2 separate regions of the Homo sapiens genome follow, and region 2 is linked to region 1. The links are chromatin contacts, found by Hi-C or POLR2A ChIA-PET in ENCODE. All regions are on one chromosome and are shown on one strand. Each heading gives the region's core, a stretch centred on a gene start or an enhancer-like site at or near the end of the contact. The rest is flanking DNA. Distances are from core to core; before and after follow the strand shown.

What was found. A loop is a pair of places that touch in the nucleus more often than their neighbours do. ChIA-PET counts read pairs that join two places held with the same protein, here RNA polymerase II (POLR2A). Pooled maps may share reads with other maps.
Region 2: a loop to region 1 is called in a pooled map, with 2.7 times the contacts of the local background. The contact joins the promoter of ZNF574 here to the enhancer-like site in region 1. A Hi-C loop is called at or near these places in 1 of 168 maps with a recorded cell type or tissue (endothelial cell of umbilical vein), 8 of 37 single-sample maps with no recorded cell type and 9 of 50 pooled maps. POLR2A ChIA-PET finds 5 or more read pairs at or near these places in 12 of 52 experiments (A549, A673, CD4-positive, alpha-beta memory T cell and 9 more).

What each region holds. Positions count from the first base shown.
Region 1 is chr19:42,179,833-42,186,218 of GRCh38, forward strand. It overlaps a transcript of POU2F2 not described here. Among named protein-coding and RNA genes, the nearest start is that of POU2F2-AS2, 30 kb to the left of the region's middle. Within about 2 kb of position 4,664, at least 7 of the 41 ENCODE cell types and tissues checked have a DNase peak (open chromatin) inside an H3K27ac peak, as active enhancers do.
Region 2 is chr19:42,074,329-42,080,672 of GRCh38, forward strand. It overlaps ZNF574 (zinc finger protein 574), which reads left to right and starts at 1,838. Exons shown (of 2, transcript NM_022752.6): 1 at 1,838-1,958; 2 at 4,259-6,344. The coding sequence starts at 4,279. RefSeq lists enhancers at 998-1,067, 1,148-1,197, 1,418-1,537 and silencers at 1,908-2,167, 2,178-2,257.

The DNA.
Region 1 (6,386 bases), core at 3,414-5,913:
ACTACCTACTACTCCCTGTACGGAGCAGCCTCCTGGGACCCGCACTGTGTGCGCAACACAAATAAATGCAAGGAATACTACCCTCTGTCCATACAAAGTAGGTATTTGGGTCTTATGCAGCAGATGCATAATGGACATGGGACCACTTAATACCCCCATACAGAGCAGACTCCTGGGATCCACACAGTGTGTTCACAACACAAATAAATACAGGAAACGCCCACTCCAACTGCACACAAACTAGGCACATGGGCCTACAGGGCATGAACATAGTGGACACGGAACCACCCCATAGCCACCTACCAACCAGCCTCCCTGGGACCCATACTGTGTGGGCACAACATAAATGAATGCAGGAAGTACCCTATCCCCCATGCCTACAAAGCTGGCACACCAACCTAATAGACTTAGCTAGTGTGAACATAAGAGACACCCATGAGCAGGTTCTGGTGATCCACAAAGGCACATAACAAAACTGAACATAAGAAACACCCACTCCGCTTGCATACAAAGGCACATGGGGTCCCAATAGTGAGGAGAGAACTCAAAAAAGGGTGTATATAATGACAACCCACACACTATCCATTCTGGAAGGAGCAACAAGGAATACTGGACCCTGCAATGAATCTACCCAGCAGACTCCCAGGTCCCTCCATCTGTACGTGTACAATAGACCTAGGAGGAGCTATGGACAGCCTGAGTACCTACTAGAAGGGAAGCAGGGACAGGGCAGAGACCAAGGATGTCCTGTTCCCTGCCTTGGCCCTGGCACCTACAAGGACCAGTACATGGGTGGGGTGGGGGGCGGTCATCCTTCCTAAGAATGACCAAGTACATAATAATTGTGTATACAGTGAGTATACACTAAGCACACAGCACCAATGTTTGTCTGTTTGTTTGTTTGTTTGTTTTGAGACAGGGTCTCCCTCTGTCACCCAGGCTGGAGTGCCGCAGCGTGATCATGGCTCACTGTAGCCTCAAACTCCTGGGCTCAAGCAATCCCCTCTTGCCTCAGCCTCCCAAGTAGCTGGGACTACAGGCATGCACCACCACACCCATCTATTTTTTTTTTTTTTAAGCAGAGATGAGGTCTCCATATGTTCCCCAGGCTAAAGCACCAATTTTAAGGATCCAAAAAACTTGGTTTGATATGTGCTAAGTCCATATCATATGCTTACTTGCCAGTATGTTAAGAGTCTGTGGTCCACAACCTATGCATGATTGGTATCTTAATTATCCAGAATATCCATATTAAGCAGAAGCTGACATCCCTCATGGACTTACAAAAGTCAGATCCAATAGGAGACTTAAGCAATCCGCACATGCAGGTTGTCCTAACTGATTTCTAGGGCTCCGCCCAGCCCCGAGTCATGATTCCACGAAGGCTGATGCAGCACATGTATACACACCAGGCACATGCAAAGACGTACACCATACACTGTACACAACACAGCAAAAACATGTGTGCTCTCTCTGCTTCTGAAATAGCATAATTCCAGAAGTACCAGATTCCTCTGAGGAATGTGTGTGTGTGCATGTCTGAGTGAGGGCCATCTCTGGGTACAGGTGTGCATGTACATGGCTCTTCCTGTACGAATGAGCTCAGCTCTTATTCCCTCCTCATTCTGCCTGTTCATCTTTCAGAAACATGTATACAAATAATAGTACCTGATGTATACTAAGTACAAAACATTGCAAGCTATGGATGACCTTAATTGAGTGTGTGCGTCTGAACATACATTTATTTATTTATTTATTTATTTATTTATTTAGAGACAGAGCCTTGCTTTGTCACTCAGGCTGGACTGCAGTGGCACAATCTCGGCTCTCTGCAACCTCTGCCTCCCGGGTTCAAGCTATTCTCCTGCCTCAGCCTCCCGAGTAGCTGGGATTACAGGCGCATGCCACCATGCCCAGCTAATTTTTGTATTTTTTAGTAGAGACGGGGTTTCACCATGTTGGTCAAGCTGGACTCAAACTCCTGACCTGGTGGTCCACCCACCTCGGCCTCCCAAAGTGCTGGGATTACAGGCGTGAGCCAACACTCCCGGCCTTGAACATACCTTTAGATAGATGCATTTGTTCATTAATGAAACATTTGTTCGCGCATCTGTGGCCATGTGTGTGCGTGTGTGTACATCTTGGTGTCTTGGTTACAAGTCTTGGGGCTCCCTTATAATCTCTGAGGATAAAGGGTGTAAGATAAGGGAAACGAAGGCACACAAAGCAGGAAGGGAAGAAACTGGGGAGAAGGAAAAAAGTGGTGCAAGGACAAGGAGCAAAAAGAAGAGACCTGTTATTCAGGAGGCTGAGGCACAAGAATCACTTGAACTCAGGAGGCAGAGGTTGCAGTAAGCCAAGATTGTTCCACTGCACTGCCCTGGGCGATAGAGCAAGACTCTGTCTCAAAAGAGAGAGAGAGAGAGAGAGAGAGAGAGAGAGAGAGAGACCTGGAACTGGAACTGGATGTATGGAAGGAAGGGAGGAGGCCCTGAGGACACAGGCAGAGGGAGATGTGGTGCGGGAGCAAGGAAGAGAACAAGGACAGGAGGAGAATGGGTGTGAGAGAAAAGAGGAAGCTAGGAGGAGGAAGGGAGGTGAATGGTGAGCAGAGCAGAGTGAGGGTATCAGGAAGAGTGAAGGGGACTGGGGAGAGGAGAAAGGAGATGGGAGAAGGAGATAAAGACCGAAGGGAAAGAAATAAGAAACAGACAGAGGCTTTTCTGGTCTGAATGAAATTTAGAGGTTGCCCCAGTGGCCTCCTATGGGAAGGTGTTCGAGTCGGAGGATGAAGGTGAAGCAAAAGAGAGAAAGGAAGAGGAATCACAACCTAGCTCCCTAGGATGGGGCAGCCAGCTGTCTCCATCATCCTAGAAGGGGCCCAGAGACAGGGACCCGGAGGCACAGACAGAGAGGTATGCAGAGCTGGACTGAGATGTGGAGTCATCTGAAGTGGGTAGGGTCCTGGGACAGGCAGGAGGAGGAGTGGAGAGACTTGCAGGCTCAGGGAGGCCAGGGCTCAGTGGTGTGGAGACTTCCAAAGACCAGGAGGAGGCTGGAGCAGGCAATGGAGCAGGGCCCTGAGACCACAAGCGGGGAATCGAAGACCAGGTAAAGGGAAGCAGGTTAGAGAAGGGCAGAGAAGTGAGGGCCTGCTGAGCAGAACCAGCCAAAGTAAATGGAGGAGCAGCTGGAGTGGGATGAAAAGGCCATGAGGCATCTTGCAGATGGGTCCTGCCTTATGCACACCCGGGTTCAGAAGCTCTCCCAGGCTGACTCTCCCCAAGCATTCAGTTTGGTTCCATTTAAGACATGCATACTGAATACTATCACGAATTAGCACTATGCTGTAAGCTGAAGAAACAAATGCAAATGAGACACAACTCTGCCCTCATAGAGACCCTCATCTGAAGTTGTTGGTGGGGGAGGGAATGAACAATAAATACACAGTTACTGATACACACAGCAACACAGAAGTACCTCAAAACCAAAGTGAGAGATGCAGAAGACCACACACTGTAGGATTCCATTTACATGAAATTCTAGACAGCAAAACTACTGTGACGGAAAAGCAAATGAGTGGTTGAAAAGGGCTGCAGTGGAAGGAGGGGACTGACAGCAAAGGCGCCGGAGGGAACTTTTTAGGGTAATGGAAATGTTTTGTAACATGATTGTGGTGGTGGTTACACAACTGTGTGTGTGTGTAAACTCATTAAACTGTACATTTACAACTGGTGAATTTTATTGCATGCAAATTATATCACAATAAAGCTGATTGCAAATAAATAAATAAATAATTACCAGCCAGAATATTCAAGACTCAAGATAGGGCTCTATGGGAGCCAAGAGGAGGTGGATGGGGCAGTGACGGAAGGCTTCTGAGAAGAGGTGATGCCTGAGATAAGACCTGAAGGATAAACAGGAGGCAGGATGGAGAAAGCGTTCCCATGGAAGAAGAGCTTTCACATGGAAGCAGGTGAGAACTGAAAAAAGTTCACTATGTTTTGAACACAGAATGGAGAGTAAGACTATCAAGAAGTGAGTGCAAAGAAAATCAGGGTTCAAAATACAAATCCATTGCTATTCGAAGTACCATGTTGAATAAAACCCACCTGCACCTGAAAAGGCCCAGAGAGAAGGAAACTATGAGACACGACTGGGGATTTTTTTTTTTTTTTTTTTTTTGAGACAGGGTCTCTCTCCTCCCTCTGTCATCCAGGCTGGAGTGCAGTGGCACAATCACAACTCACTGCCACCTCGACCTTCTCCTGCCTCAACCTCCTGAGTAGCTGGGACGACAGGCGTGCACCACCACAACCTGCTAATTTTTGTATTTTGTGGTAGAGACAGGTTTTTGCCATGTTGCACAGCCTGGTCTTGAACTCCTCGGCTTAAGCGATCTACTGGCCTTGATCTCCCAAAGTGCCAAGATTACAGGCATGAGCCACCGCTCTGGGCCAAGACTGGGGATTTCTAATTGGCCTCCTGTCTGCCCCACAGAAAGGTCTCCTTCCTGCCGCCCTTCCCAGAACTTCCTCCCTGCTCTTTTCACATGGGGATGTCTCTCTCCATTAGGAAGCAGCCTCTGCTCTGGACCTATCCCCCAACCCTGCCCACATCTCCAAGAGTTTGTGGGCCCCAGTGAATCCCTCCAACCTGGATTCCATGTGGCCACTGCCCCCTGGTGGCTGAAGTGATGCATGACTAAGGACGAAGGGACACCTCCAAGTCCAGGCCCAGCATGCCCTTCCAGAGGCCAGTCCAAGGCACTCCCACTACTGCCCCCCAAGACACACCCTTGTCCCTGACAGTCTCCTCCTTGCTAAATCCTACAAGCACTTTTCAGTCCTATCTGACTCTCCTCTGCAGCATGCAGCCACAAATATCTTTTCAAAATCCTCTTGGCATCTAAGAAACCTCACTCTCTTGGTTCTCCAGCTCTGTCTGGGCTGCTCTCCCAGGGTGAATCATCCCCTCCCACAACTGCTTTCTCTATGCTGGTAATCCCTAAATTTGTCTCCAGTTTAGCCCTCTCTCCTAAGCTTCACATCAGGATACCCAGCCACCTCCTAGAGGTTCCAAAAATACCTCAAAATCAACATGTCTAATCTAATCATGTCATCTTCTCTACCATGCCCCTAGACCTTGGTTCCCACTCCCCATGGTGATACTCCATCCAATCTAGCATTCAAGTCAGAAAAATTGTCCCTGTCCTTGACACCTTCCTCTTCCTCATATTCACATCCAATCAGGATTGAAATCCCATCCAGTTCATTTACTTCATTAATATTAAAATTTTAAACCATATGAAATTGACAATATCACCCAGCTTTTTCTTACAAAATGGGAATTTCATAGAGTTCAACCGAGTATTTCTCAAATCCATCTCCTCCTCTCTTCCCTGCTCCCAGTGTCCTAGTTCAGGCCTCCACATCTCCTGCTTGGCCCATGAATCTCCTTACTACCTGGCCTCCCAGTCTCCCCTCTTGCCCCCTTTCTAGTCTATCCTCCACACTGGCTACTGGGGTAATGTTTCTACAATATGGCTCTGATCAAATCACTCCCCTGCTTCAAACTCTTACTTCCTGTTGCACACAGGACAAAAGCCAAACTCCTTAGTCAGCTTTTCAGACCCTTCACAGTAACTGGCTCCCCTCCCTCTACAGGGAGCACCACTATGCATCCTGTACTGCAACCACACCAAACCACCACCACTTCCTTGAATCTGCCCTTAACCTCTTGGCCTTTGTACTTGCAGTTCCCTATAACTGGAATGCCCTTCTCACTCTTGTCCCCCTGGCTAACTTCTATTTGACTCCAAGAACCAACTTAAAATCATATGTTAATGTAAACCTCCAGTTCATCCATTCATCCATCCAATACACACAGCTTGAGTATCTATACTTGTATGACCTCCATAGAAGGTACCGGGGACACAAAGGGGAATAGGACACAATTCCTGCCATCAAGAAAGCTCACGGTCCAGTAAGAGACACAAATGCATATATAAATCACAACACTATAGTGTGCTAGGACACAAAACTAGACTGGGAAAATTGAATTTTACTTATTTTTGAGATGCCGTTTCACTCTGTTGCCCAGGTTGGAGTGCAGTGGCACTATTATGGCTCACTGCACACTCGAACTCCTGGGCTCATGTTATCCTCCTGCCTCGGCCGCCCCAGTAGCTGGGACTATAGGTGCGCACAACTACACCCGGCATTTTCTTGAATTTTAAAGGGGACTGGGACGCCGAGGCGGGTGGATCATGAGGTCAGGAGATTGAGACCATCCTGGCTAACACAGTGAAACCCCATCTCTACTGAAAATACAAAAAAAAAAATTAGCCGGGTGTGGTGGCGGGCGTCTGTAGTCCCAGCTACTTG
Region 2 (6,344 bases), core at 588-3,087, 110 kb before region 1:
CCTGTAGTCACAGGTACTCAGGAGGCTGAGGCAGGAGAATCGCTTGAACCTGGGAGGCGGAGGTTGCAGTGAGCCGAGATCGCGCCACTGCACTCCAGCCTGGGCGGCAGAGAAAGACTCTGTCTCATAAATAAAATAAAATAAAATAAAATAAAATAAAATAAAATAAAATAAAAATAAAATGAGTAACTCCTAGATGTCTTTTACTCTCTGCCTCACATGAGATGAAATGGGGCTCACATGAAATGGGGCTGTTATTAGCCCCATTTCACAGATTAGAAACTTAGGCTCAGGACAGTTGACTTGCCCTAGAACCAGGATTCCAATCCGGGAATCTGTTTTAACTATACATGCCTGGTGTTAGGGAATTTAATCCATGAGAAGGTTAGGACATCTAGTGACCAAATGGCCATAGAATTGGCCCCGGGTCTCACTGTGAGACGCATCCCATAGTGGCTTCAGGTAAGTAAATAAATAACACAATTCTGAGAGTCAGTTTCCTCATCCGATAAGTTGAAATTCCTCTGTGTTTGGGTTCAAGGAGTAGGTCTGGAAATGTTTCTTTTCTTCTTTCAGATGGAGTCTCGCTCTGTCGCCCAGGCGGGAGTGCAGTGGCGTGATCTCGGCTCACTGCAACCTCGGCCTCCTGGGTGCAATCAAATCTCGAGCCTCAGCCTCCCGAGTTGCTGGGGTTACAGGCACGAGCCACCACGCCCAGCTAATGTTTTGTATTTTTAGTAAAGATGGTAGTTTCACCAGGTTGGCCAGGTGGGTCTCGAATGCCTGACTTCAAGTGAACCCGCCTCAGCGTCCCAAAATGTTGGGATTGCAGGCGTGAGCCACCACGCCCAGCCTGGAAACGTTTCTAACAGTACTGGGGCAACTCCCTCCCAAGGCCCTGAGGGGCGCAGGAACGAGGTGAGTAGGAATGGCCAGAGCCCCTTGGACACATGGGGCCCCAATCTCGAGGTGTAAGGGTCAGAGTCACCCCGGAAGGAGGTGGAGTGGAGTCCGCCCGTTACCGGCTCACTTCCTTCAGGCTCTCACCCCGATTGTCCTTCAGGTCCTCTACCCACCACACTCCCTATTTCTTCCAATGAAATTGTCCCTGCTTCTTTTTCTCCATATCCTCGCTCTCCTTGCTTCCCCTATGACATTTCTCCTCTCTCCACCTCCCAAAAGTCCCCTCGGTCTTTTCTCTGTTTCTTCCTGTTGCCTTCATTCCCCTCCTTTTAATAAAGTGAGTCTGGAACCTTGGTTTCCCTTTTCTCTCTCCATGTGACTGGTGCTGCATGCAGTTTGCCCTCTCCCCATCGCGCTAAGTGGTTTCACTTTCTCCCTCTGACCCTCGGGGAAACCACAAAGGTTCCCGTGCCTCCATTCCCCCGCTCCAGCCCTCAAGGTGCCGCGTGCCTCAATTTCCCAGGCTCTTTTCCTCCCTCTCCCTGTCCCCAACGCTGACTCCCTCACGGCGTCCCCAAAATGGCGCCCGCGGCCGCGCTCCGCCGCCTAACGTCATCGCGCCGCCCTCCGCTCAGAGTTCCCCTCTGGAGCCGTCGGAGGCGGAGTCGAGGAGGAGGAGGAGCATCCTCTAAGGAGGATTAAAGGGGCGGGCACTATCCACCCGAGGGCTGACCGGTGAGGGAACGACGCTAAAGGATTGGTTGGGCGCTGCGGGGAATCTCGACGCTCCTCACTATTGGCCCAAGCCTCAGAGACATGAACGTCGATTGGCCGAACGGCAGGGCCCGAGCGGGCAATGATTGGTTGCGTCCGGCCGTCCGTGCGGCGGCCGAGGAGGAAGGTGGGAGGGGCGTTGCTGAGGGTAGCTGGGGGCGAGAGCGAGGCTACGGAGCAGGCGAGAGGCGACGGCGAGAGCTAGAGCGGGCGCAGCGTTAGGGTGGCCGTGCAAGGGGAGCCGTGGCCCGGGCCCGGGGCGTGCGAGACGGCGGAAGCAGGTGAGCGCGAGCGGGCGCGCAGAGGCCGGCCGGGCTGCGCTCCCTGCCGCCGCGGCCTCCTCTTGCCAGGTCGCCTGCGCACTGAGGGCCTGAGGGGGTGCGCGCCGGGCAGTTAGGGCGGAGCGGCACCAACGGCCGACCCGGCGCGCGGGCAGCCGGGCGGGGGCCGGGCTGGAGCGGCGGGTGGGGAAGGGGCCTGGAGTCGCGTGCGGGGCTGAGTGAGGAGGGGCGGGGCTCGGGCTGAGGCTTTGGTGGGGCACCTGGGCGGGAAGGGGAGGCCTCAGAGCTGTCCCAAGAGGGCTCCGCGGCTCCCCAGGGTTTGGGGTAAAGGACTTGGTGGTGTGGCAAGTCCAGGACGAAGGGGCTGGGCCGGTTAGACGGCACGTGGGTGCCCAGTTAGGGGCTTAGGGCGTGAGAAAGATAATTAAGTTAATGCAGGGGAAAAATATCTAGTTCTTCCTGGAAAGAATTGGGGCGGTGAGAGGGGTTTTGGTGTGAAGACATTAGGAAATCGATATCCCCAAGGGAACGGTTTAGAGCTAAGGAGGGGTCCAGTTGTAATGGATGGGGTTAAATTAATGTGAAGAGGCCTTAAACCAATGTGTCAGGAGGTTGGGTACCCTTGGAATGCGTGGAAAGGAGTCTTTGTACAAAGAAGGATTAAGTGTATTTTAAAAGGGTGTCTGGGTGTCCCTAGAATGAGCTGGGGAAGGTAGTCTTTTTTAAGTACAGGTAATTAGGCCAAGGTGAAGATGGGATTTGGTTATTGGAAGGGGAGGAAGTAGGGTGGGAGAGATCTGTGTGCTAAAGTGAGGGGTGCCTGGGAATTCCTGGAATGAGACTGAGAGGTTGCTAAGACGCTGGGGGGTCTGAGTACCCCCAGAATAGGAGGCTGGTGAGAGGGGCTTGAGTGTGAGGAAGAGGGGTCTGTGCTGGATTAAGGTGGTGATGGAGGTTCTGTATGAGAATAGGAGGTCCGGGTATCCCTAAAGGGGGTTTGGGCAGCACGAGGGGTGTGTGTAAAAGGAGCTTAAGCCATTGTGAAAGATGGGTGTGTGGATCTTTACACAAAGAAGAGGAGTTATGTTGCTACGAAGAGGAGGGTCTGAGCATCCCTAGAATGGGTTAGGGTGGGTTGGGTCTTCTAGCAAATTAAAAAAGATTAGGTTAATAATGTGGAGGAGGATCTGGATATTCCTGAGATGGATTTGAGGGGGGGCTCTGTTTGCAAGAGAGGCATAGGTTGATATAAAATGAGGGTATGGGCATCCCTGAATGAGTGGCTGTGTATGAACAGGAAGGGTTTAAATCAATGGGAAGAGGGGATCTGGGTATCTCAGAGGGGATTAGAATTGTCGATTTGGTCTTGGTACAAAGAAGAGGTGATGAATGTAAAGAGTGGATAGATACCCTGGAGACAGGAGCTAGGGTGGTGGAAGGGCCTAGGTCCGAAGCGGGGAGGAGTAGGCTTTTGTGAAAATGGGTCTGGGTATTCTGGATAGGGGGTTAGGGTTGTAGGAGAGGGCCTTGATTTGTAGAGGAGGTTAAGTAATTAAACAGGGCTGCGTATCATGAAGTGGTTAAGGTGGGCAAAGTCTGGGTGTGGAGATGGGTTAGGCCAGTGTGAGAAAATTTGACTGGGGGGAAGGGATATAGTTTGACGTGAGGAATCTGGGCACCTGAGGAAGAGTTGGTGGGTAGCAGGGGTTGCGTGTAAAGGGGAGGGGTGGCACCTTGTACAGTGCTGAAAGTGGAGTGGTGGGGCATTGGGCAGTTTGAGTGGTCTGAGTGTAAAAAGAAGTCTGAGAACCTGGGAGAAGGAGCAGAGGCCATGGGAGGGGTGTGGCTGGGAGAAACAGGTGGGGAAGGCCTATATGGGGTTTCAGTTGGGTACCTTGGAGAGGAATGGGGTGAGGTGAGTTGGTAAGAAAAGGAGTCAGTGGAAGGAGGTCTGAGTGGAGGTTCCCATGTGCTGGGCGGAACTGTGGGGCCCACTGTGAGGTGTGGGAGATGAGGGGACTGGACAGGTTACAAGGATCTGGTGGGTGGAGTTTGATGCAAGTTGATACAGAGGTGAGACTGTGGGTAAATTCCTGGGGAAGGGACTGCCTGGGAGATTTGTGTTTGGTGTTTGTTATGCTGAGGGGAGGAAGGATTATTGGGAGGGAGGCAGAATTTTAAAAATCGAAGGAAGAACTTAAGGGGGTGTAGATCTAAGGTATTAGGAGTGGAGAGTGATGAAGGGAAGAGCTGAGGAATCGGTGACCTAACTGGTTTGTCCCCACTGTCTCCTCTTCCAGCCCAGGGCCTTGCTGCCGCCATGACTGAGGAATCAGAGGAGACAGTCCTGTACATTGAGCACCGCTATGTCTGCTCTGAGTGCAACCAGCTGTATGGATCACTGGAAGAGGTGCTTATGCACCAAAACTCCCACGTGCCCCAGCAGCACTTTGAGCTGGTGGGCGTGGCTGATCCCGGAGTCACTGTGGCCACAGACACAGCTTCAGGCACGGGCCTCTATCAGACCCTTGTGCAGGAGAGCCAGTACCAGTGCCTGGAGTGTGGTCAACTGCTGATGTCACCCAGCCAGCTCCTGGAGCACCAGGAGCTGCACCTGAAGATGATGGCACCCCAGGAGGCAGTGCCAGCTGAGCCATCACCTAAGGCACCACCCCTGAGCTCCAGCACCATCCACTACGAGTGTGTGGATTGCAAGGCTCTCTTTGCCAGCCAGGAGCTCTGGCTGAACCACCGGCAGACGCACCTCCGGGCCACACCCACCAAGGCTCCTGCCCCTGTTGTCCTGGGGTCCCCAGTTGTTCTAGGGCCTCCTGTGGGCCAGGCCCGAGTGGCTGTGGAGCACTCATACCGAAAGGCAGAAGAGGGTGGGGAAGGGGCGACTGTCCCATCTGCCGCTGCCACCACCACTGAGGTAGTGACTGAGGTGGAGCTGCTCCTCTACAAGTGCTCTGAGTGCTCCCAGCTCTTCCAGCTGCCGGCGGATTTCCTGGAGCACCAGGCCACTCACTTCCCTGCTCCTGTACCCGAGTCTCAGGAGCCTGCCTTACAGCAGGAGGTGCAGGCCTCGTCACCTGCAGAGGTGCCTGTGTCTCAGCCTGACCCCTTGCCAGCTTCTGACCACAGTTACGAGCTGCGCAATGGTGAAGCCATTGGGCGGGATCGCCGGGGGCGCAGGGCCCGGAGGAACAACAGTGGAGAAGCAGGCGGGGCAGCCACACAGGAGCTCTTCTGCTCAGCCTGTGACCAGCTCTTTCTCTCACCCCACCAGCTACAGCAGCACCTGCGGAGTCACCGGGAGGGCGTCTTTAAGTGCCCCCTGTGCAGTCGTGTCTTCCCTAGCCCTTCCAGTCTGGACCAGCACCTTGGAGACCATAGCAGCGAGTCACACTTCCTGTGTGTAGACTGTGGCCTGGCCTTCGGCACAGAGGCCCTCCTCCTGGCCCACCGGCGAGCCCACACCCCGAATCCTCTGCATTCATGTCCATGTGGGAAGACCTTTGTCAACCTTACCAAGTTCCTTTATCACCGGCGTACTCATGGGGTAGGGGGTGTCCCTCTGCCCACAACACCAGTCCCACCAGAGGAACCTGTCATTGGTTTCCCTGAGCCAGCCCCAGCAGAGACTGGAGAGCCAGAGGCCCCTGAGCCCCCTGTGTCTGAGGAGACCTCAGCAGGGCCCGCTGCCCCAGGCACCTACCGCTGCCTCCTGTGCAGCCGTGAATTTGGAAAGGCCTTGCAGCTGACCCGGCACCAACGTTTTGTGCATCGGCTGGAGCGGCGCCATAAATGCAGCATTTGTGGCAAGATGTTCAAGAAGAAGTCTCACGTGCGTAACCACCTGCGCACACACACAGGGGAGCGGCCCTTCCCCTGCCCTGACTGCTCCAAGCCCTTCAACTCACCTGCCAACCTGGCCCGCCACCGGCTCACACACACAGGAGAGCGGCCCTACCGGTGTGGGGACTGTGGCAAGGCTTTCACGCAAAGCTCCACACTGAGGCAGCACCGCTTGGTGCATGCCCAGCACTTCCCCTACCGCTGCCAGGAATGTGGGGTGCGTTTTCACCGTCCTTACCGCCTGCTCATGCACCGCTACCATCACACAGGTGAATACCCCTACAAGTGTCGCGAGTGCCCCCGCTCCTTCTTGCTGCGTCGGCTGCTGGAGGTGCACCAGCTCGTGGTCCATGCCGGGCGCCAGCCCCACCGCTGCCCATCCTGTGGGGCTGCCTTCCCCTCCTCACTGCGGCTCCGGGAGCACCGCTGTGCAGCCGCTGCTGCCCAGGCCCCACGGCGCTTTGAGTGTGGCACCTGTGGCAAGAAAGTGGGCTCAGCTGCTCGACTGCAGGCACACGAGGCGGCCCA